Regions from separate parts of the Mus musculus genome. Here all the other regions are linked to region 1. Evidence: chromatin loops called from intact Hi-C (ENCODE). Cell type or tissue: gastrocnemius. All regions are shown on one strand.

Region 1 (2,500 bases):
TAGAGATACATGAGCATTTTTTTCCTTCAAAAAAATTTATTTGTTTATTTATTTATTTATTGTGAGTACACTGTAGCTGTCTTCAGACACACCAGAAGAGGACATCTGATCCCATTACAGATAGATAGCTATGAGCCACCATGTGGTTGCTGGGAATTGAACTCAGGACCTCTGGAAGAGCAGTCAGTTCTCTTAACCACTGAGCCATCTCTCCAGTCCCAAGAGTATCTTATTACAAGAGTAATTTTATACACTAAATTCAGACTATATAGCCAAGTTAATTCATGTTTTAAAGAAATGTAAACCTGTTTAAAATTTTTTTCTGACTCCTTATCAAGTGCTGGGCACACCTGTGAATATAATATATAAATGATTAAAAGGAAATGGTTTGAGTATACTAATTACACTACAATTTAATTGCATACTTCCTAGAGAATTATACCGGGGGCTGAAAAGATGGCTCATTGGGATGCTGACTGCTCTTCCTAGAGGATCCAGGTTCAAATCCTAGCACACACATGGCAGCTCACAACTGTGTGTACTCCCATGTAGATCTGACATCCACACAGACATATATGCAAGCAAAACCCTGATACACATAGAACAAAAGTAAAATTTTAAAAAGCACCAAAATAAATAAAATACAAAACTTAAAATAAAAGCGAATGACACATACCAACAGCATGGAACTTAGCCTGACATATCTGGTTAAACTATTCCTTGATCTCGGCCTCAAAGAATAACCTGTATTTTTTTCCCAAACTCAGGGAGGCATTAAACTGCTGGGCCTATTTTGGTTGGAACTCAAAGTTCTTAAATATGAGTATTAAGATGAAAGAAGGACAATTTAGTTGAAGAAGGAACCATGAAATAGCTATGAAGAACCTGCTACGATAGCAAAAAATATTTTTCTAAAGCATTAAGCATGTGTGTTGAATCTACTAAACACTTGCCCATGATTTCATTTAACTGTCACAACCCTTTAACGTGGGAATAATTATCTTCCAACTGTTGGGAGAGAAAAGGATAGGCCAGCCTGATAATATTACAAAGATTTAAGTGGAAAGAAAAATAGAATTGGAACCCAGCACAGAGCAAATAGAACTTTAAAGCCCTCTAGCCTGCTGCCTCTCCTAGTGAAGACTGTAGGGGGAGCCATTGAAAGCTTTTTGAACTAGAGTGATTGATTCACTGCTCAGAAACACTGCAGTTGCCATGGAGAAGCTACGGAATCTAGAGGTGAATCTAGAAGGGAAAAGGGTCCTGTGGTAAACTAGGTGAGAAGCGACGTCAGCATGCACTGTGTCATTACAGATTAAAAGGGTTCCTTAGAAGGTAAAACTACCAGTTCTTAGTAATTAGAAAAACAGTAAAGGCTCAACTATGAGCACACATGTAATCCCAGCACTGAGAGGCGTAGGCAGGTGATCTTAAGTACCAGGGTGGCCCGGGCTGCATGGTGCAACCTGTCTCAAAGGTTCAGAAGGAAAGAGCTAGTGAGAGAGGAAGCCCAAAACTTTGACTGGGGAACTAGATGACACCAGACTATCAACTACCAAAATAAAGGAACAATGGGTTTCATCAGGAAGTATCTACAGCATGTCAAGTGCAAAAAAACTTCCCCTAAAACCAAGAGCCAAGTCTAAAATCATGTCTAGTGATCAGAAAATATTCTTCAAAATACCAAAAATATAAGACAGATATAAAACTTTTCAGGCTAAGAGTGCAAAAAATTACTTTGTACTATCCTTTTAAAAGTATTGCTACAATAAAATTTTAAAATTAAAATATAAAAAATTAAGTATTACTACATACAGAAATCAATAAAGGGCATTCCATAATTTTACAATGTTTTAGTCTGATATACCTTCCATCTCTTTGTTTCTGCTTGACACTCTCCCTCTAAATTTATATCTTTTATACAAACTTCAATAACACATAGTTGTTTTTTTTTTCTTTCATTTCACTGTCACTCCTTTAACTTGCCAAGAACTTAGTTCATAACCTCCTACTTGACTTCCTATAAAATGACCTACATCAGCTCATTCCAGTAACAGTTCCTAGACCTTAAGCACACTGTTCATCCAAGGGGGCTCTACCTAGGGCAGGGTGCACCTCTACAGATGTGGCAAGTTATTCCATTCCCATTCTGCACAGTTAGGAAGCTGGCAGAGGAAACAACATATCTTGGAAATAATCACAAAGCCAAATGCCAAAAATAACAATTTTTAGTCAATCCATGAGAAAATACTGCCCCTAGCTGAAATAACATGAATCTAGTATTAGGAGGAAGCAAAATGCAAAATAGTGCTTGCTTTCAAGCCAAGTCTTATTTCAAAAACTAAGTAAACCTCAGAATTAAAACAGGTAAGACCTTTAGAACATAACCATTTCCTTCTAACGCTGGACCCATCCATAATACCAACGATTATCTAAGGAATCACAGCTGGCCATAGCAGCTTTTTACTTGTATATTTTACCCACTTAAGAGATCATACAA
Region 2 (2,500 bases), 220 kb after region 1:
AAGGATGGGGGCATTGGGAGATCAGAGGCATGGAAAGAGGAAGAGAAAAAGAGATGGGGTGAGGAGAAGGCGGAACAGAGAGAAGAGGCTGGGCTAGCTAGGAGGGGAAGAGGAGGCAGCAGCCTGCAGAGCAGGGGGATCCTGGGCTTCATAAGCAAGAGGAAAGGGCGCTTTGGCGGCAGCCCAGTTTCTGATGGGGGAAAAGGAGACAGTTGGTTCTCCGATGGCTGGCAGATGCCCTGGGCTCCAGCAGATTAAAGGTCCTTGCTCTCCTGTCATACACATAGCCTTTGTTAGATTATTGAGCACCATGGGGGCATGGCTGGACCAAGATCTGATGGCTATCCTCCCTGAGTGCTATGTTGTATGAAGAAGGCACACAGGACTTCAGAGAATTCCCAGGGCTGGAGGAGACACTCTGTTGTCCCTTTCCTGATATCCCTGCCCCCCTCCCCCATCTTCAGTCTCCTGGCCCATTTCAGGTCTTTGTCCCAACAGCACAACCTGCCTTTTCTTAGTTCCTGTTCCTGTTCTTGATGTTGTTTTGACTGTGGGTTTCATGTAGTCCTGACTGACCTTGAACTTGCTACATAGAGGTTGGTTTTGAATTCCTGATCCCTCTAGCTCCACATCCCAAGTGCTGGGATTACTGGCATGCACAACCATGCCCAATTTCTTCTTGAGCATTTTTGTTTGTTTGTTTGTTTTTTTTTGTTTGTTTGTTTGGTATGGATGAGAAAGAAAATGCGTAGGACACTCAAAAAGAAGACAGAGAAATGGGAATTAGGTGGGTGGGGCCACTTTTCCTGCTATGTCAGTGGTGGACCAAGAGGACCAGTAACAGATGCACTGCAGAGGCAGCCTTTCATGGACTGGGACCAATTGGTCACAGTAACAGAGATTAGATCAGTAACTGACAGGAAGGCCTGTTACTAGAGCACTGCCCACAGAGCTCTTACAGCGCCTCCCCTGGTTTGCTCTGGAAGTGACCCCAATGGTCTCCACTGGCTACCAGGAGCCCCACCCTCTATCCTTGCCTGCCTACCTTTTAGAAAGCCACCTTGTCTGTCAACAGCCCAAGGAAGAATGAGTGTATCTCTGCAGGAGTGGAGCTCCTCACTCATCCTCTTTCAGAACTCTGCATTTCTCTGGCTAGAGGAATACAGATGGTGCAGAGAAAGCCAGAGGACTAAAAGCCGCCTCTGACTTTTAGGCAGAACCCTTTGTAGGCAATTCTGACATTCATTATTGTCCCAGTCTCCCATTTCCTCCCCTTGCATTGCAAGCTCCTATATGAAGAATGTCATACTCTTCCTGGACCTTATTAGTTAGCTTTCTGTCTTCCTTGCTATCCCAGCCATGTGGGGACTGAGGGATGGTGGCATGGGGCCCCTCCTGGGCTCCTCCAGCCTGCTGTCCTGACAGCTCTAAAGTGTGTTTATCCTTCTGAGGGATATACCACTACCCTCTGCTCTTTCTGCTTCCATTACCATCCCTTCAGGCCAGAGACCACCTTAGGAGAAAAAAGGAAAGTTCTCCAGGAGAGCAGAGAAACGCAGGGCCATTCAGAGCCTGTTTACGGAGGCTTTTCCTGAACTTTACAAACCCAGCACTAAACAAGTGTGAAAGGATTTTTCAAGGAAGAGACATGCTTTTGCAATTTGCTGGAAGTTTCCCCTCGTGTTCCAGAAAAGCAGCCCTCCCCATTACTCACTAGGGAGGCATGCAGGCCAGAGAGGAAGGCGAATTGAGGAATGAAAACAGGCCTTCCCCTTGCCCGTGTTAAACGGCACTTAATAATCAAATTGAAAAAACACACAAATGAACTGAAGACCGGTTTCCAAATGGGCTGCAGCCCTGAAGCCAGACTTCATGGGGCCATGGCGGGAAGAATTTGAGTCTTTGCCCTAATTGGGCTCCAGGCTAAGTGGCTGATGGGAGGGCCAGATACTGGTGTCAACAGGAGAGTAGAACGGAGAGGGCCCTTTGAGGTATTTCTATCCTTCCCCGAGGGCGTTATCTTCTCCTGAACTTCTCTTTTGCTATATAAACTTTCTCAGATCTCCCCCATGGAAAAGAGAGCCCCTACTTGACCCTGAACCTTTACTCATTAACTCACTCATTCGCTCATTCCTTCATCCCCCCATCAAGCCCATCTCCAGTTACACTGGCTGTCTTAGCTCTAGGATCAAAGCAAAACAGAAATACATTGAGGGCTGGAGAGATGGCTCAGTGGTTAAGAGCACTGACTGCTCTTCCAGAGGTCCTGAGTTCAATTCCCAGCAACCACATGGTGGCTTACAACCATCTGTAATAGGATCCTGTGCCCTCTTCTGGTGTGTCTGAAGACAGCTACAGTGTATTCATATAAGTAAAATAAATCTTTGAAAAGGAAAGAAAAGAAAAGAAAAGAAAAGAAAAGAAAAGAAAAGAAAAGAAAAGGAAAGCAATTGAAAAAGCCAGAGCTTCTCCTTATCCCAGTTCCCTCCGGGCATTGTTC
Region 3 (2,500 bases), 330 kb after region 1:
ATACTATAAATACTGGAAACGGAATGGGCTCCCAGCTCCTGAGCACACACTGAGCTAGCTGGGCATGCTTCCTGCCGGCCTAAGGCACACACCTGCTTGTATCTCACTCCTCACCAAGACCTCCTTTTAAAAGTGTTTTTTTTTGTTTTTTTTTTTTTTTTTGGTACAATTCCTAATATGAGACTATACTTCACTTAATTCACCCTAAACTTACAAATTCAGTTCAGTAAACACCATCACCACAGCGGGGGGAACAGGCAAGGCTCAGAGTGAGGAAATACCTGCCTACATGTTATCCAGCTAACAGCCACCACAAAGGGTTATGACGAGCACTAAATGTCTTAGCAGAGTTGAAGCACTTGGAAGGATGAAAAAAACAAAACAAAACAAAAAAAACCCACCAAAACCAAAACTTCTGATAAAAATTAGCTGTTCAGTATTATTTACTTTTTAAAAAATTTTAGTTATAACCTTTGGTTAAAGTTGGTCGAATTAATTAAAATAAGCTAAAAGGCAAGCAGGTGTAGACAGTCTTAGAGCCTGACCTGCCCGCCTAAAGCAACATGGTCAGCCAAAGACTGGGGAGTATTCCTGGAAGACATGCAGGGTAACCGGCTGACTAAGAGCAGGGTAGCCTTCACAGTGTGATGCTTCTGTGCACTGTGGGAAATTTATCCTGGATCCTATCTAGTACAATGGCTTACTCTCACCTCCCCTTTTCTTCCTTAGCTGTGACAAGCAAAACACCTCCAGATAGCACAGTGGCTGAGAACCACACCCCTGTCTTCTTCAGAACTGGGATTTTTCTAAAGGGAACCTCCAACAGACCAAGTCTCAACTCCAACTCTAGAAGCTGTAATAAAATAGCCTGTGGCAGGGATCCATCCAGGATGGAGACAAATTCTGCAGGACCTTACACAAGCCCACATTCCTTCCACACGTGGCGCATGCAGGAAGGCTTGAAGGCAGGAAGCACAGAGACCATCTTAGTCTGAGCTGATGAAAAGAAGCTGTCAGGGGATTCATGTGTGTACTTTAAAATGCTTTGCCTCCAGAAACCAAGTGTTATGGCGCTGGAGATGGTCAGAACATTTACATGAGGCTTGAAATCGCCAAGCTTCAGCCTCAGCTAATATTCCCCGGGGGCTGGGCTGGCCCTCTTCCATCTTCAAGATGATTCAGGTTTCCTGGAGAACAAAATGATCCTCTAATGCCTCATCTCTCCTCGCTGACAGATGGTTTCAGATGTATCAAAGTGCTAATCCTTGCTGAGGTATAGGTCTCCAGGAAGGAGTGTGGCTTTTAGAATGATAGGACCTGAATGATTAAGGAGGAAAATGACTCCCCGGACACTCGCCATTGTCATGTGAGCAGCCAGCTTAAAAATGAAGGAAACCAGCAGAATCTAAAAAAAAAAAAAACGATTTGAGGAAAAACTCAGAACCCAGGTTAACAGTTTAGCTTTGAAATATTTCCGCTCCAAGACATCTTAGGGATTGGCAATGATGCACCATAAAAACACCTTTCAACTCAGAATGATCAAAGCTCTCCACTATAGCACCATCTCAGCCTGGGTGGATGGAGCGGGGCTCTGCGGACAGACGCCTGGGTTGGAACATTTCCCTCACCACTTACTAGCTGTGTGACCTCCATCTGTAAAATGGGTAGCATCTACCCCAAGGGAAGCCCGTGCAAATTCAACGACTCGGTATATGCTTAACCCAAAACATTAAATCTTCAGTATATCAGTATATACTGTGTGTGAACTAGTGTTAGTGTTGACCTGCTGTGTGTAGGCTGCTTTCATACACATCACCTCTGTGACCCCTAAGATGCTCACAGTTTTGTTGCTGATCCTGCAAAAGATATGTAGAGCCTCAACATTGAAGGTCAGAGGTGGGGCCCCTTGTCCGTGGTCACCGGGCTGCACTGGGCGAGCCTGGAACCCGGGTAGCCTCACTCCCAAGTCCACATCCTTCCTCAGCACTCCTTGAACAGATAGGGTAGGGGCTTAAGGGCTTCGGGGTAGCGCTGGGAGCAGCCACTGCGCGGGGTCAGAGGTCACTCACGGTATTCCTCCAGCCGCATAAGGGGCCGGAAGTAGATGGGATAGAAGGCGGCGCCGACCATGGAGATGAAGCCTCCGAATATGAGCGCGGTGCGCAGGTTCCGGGCCGCTGCCATGGAGAGAAAGGGGGCAGCAGAGCCGGCGAAGGCCCCCGCACGTTTGGAAACTCGATTCCCGGCCTCAAGGTCGCGACCCAGCTCGGAAGAGGCGGAGCAGAGCTCGCTTCCGGGATCGGAGTGCAGGGAGGAGCCTCTGAGCTCGGAGGCGGGGCCTGGGCGCCTCTTAGTGGGGCGGGGTCATCCGAGGAAGGGCGCGGCATAAGGCGGGGCCTCAAACCAAGACCCGCCTCCTCGCCCTCCGGCTGCCATCGTGGAGGCCGAGACACTGGTGGCTTGTGCTGACTTGTATTTGGCTACACTCCTTTCTCGTGCC

Evidence for each region. A loop is a pair of places that touch in the nucleus more often than their neighbours do. Peaks named below come from ENCODE experiments on the same cell type or tissue, not always from the same donor. Only the 100,000 strongest peaks of a DNase experiment are listed, where the experiment ranks them.
Region 2: it touches region 1 in a loop (2.3-fold over the local background); 8 of 42 quality-filtered maps call a loop at or near these places.
Region 3: it touches region 1 in a loop (4-fold over the local background); 11 of 42 quality-filtered maps call a loop at or near these places.

What each region holds. Positions count from the first base shown.
Region 1 is chr5:53,593,196-53,595,695 of GRCm38, reverse strand. The region is part of intron 1 of Rbpj (recombination signal binding protein for immunoglobulin kappa J region); the gene reads right to left. Among named protein-coding and RNA genes, the nearest start is that of Rbpj, 4.0 kb to the right of the region's middle. In gastrocnemius, CTCF peaks have their summits at 1,140 (motif pointing right) and 2,255; a DNase peak (open chromatin) is centred at 1,179; H3K4me3 peaks cover 996 bases; H3K27ac peaks cover 1,772 bases.
Region 2 is chr5:53,376,343-53,378,842 of GRCm38, reverse strand. No RefSeq gene overlaps it. Among named protein-coding and RNA genes, the nearest start is that of Gm40303, 110 kb to the right of the region's middle. In gastrocnemius, a CTCF peak has its summit at 997; DNase peaks (open chromatin) are centred at 133 and 966; H3K4me3 peaks cover 347 bases; H3K27ac peaks cover 2,500 bases.
Region 3 is chr5:53,266,928-53,269,427 of GRCm38, reverse strand. It overlaps Smim20 (small integral membrane protein 20), which reads right to left and starts at 2,322. Exons shown (of 3, transcript NM_001145433.1): 1 at 2,070-2,322. The coding sequence starts at 2,184. Gm40303 (a long non-coding RNA gene) reads left to right here and starts at 2,301. Exons shown (of 2, transcript XR_868423.2): 1 at 2,301-2,500. In gastrocnemius, a CTCF peak has its summit at 941; DNase peaks (open chromatin) are centred at 1,152 and 2,339; H3K4me3 peaks cover 2,500 bases; H3K27ac peaks cover 2,500 bases.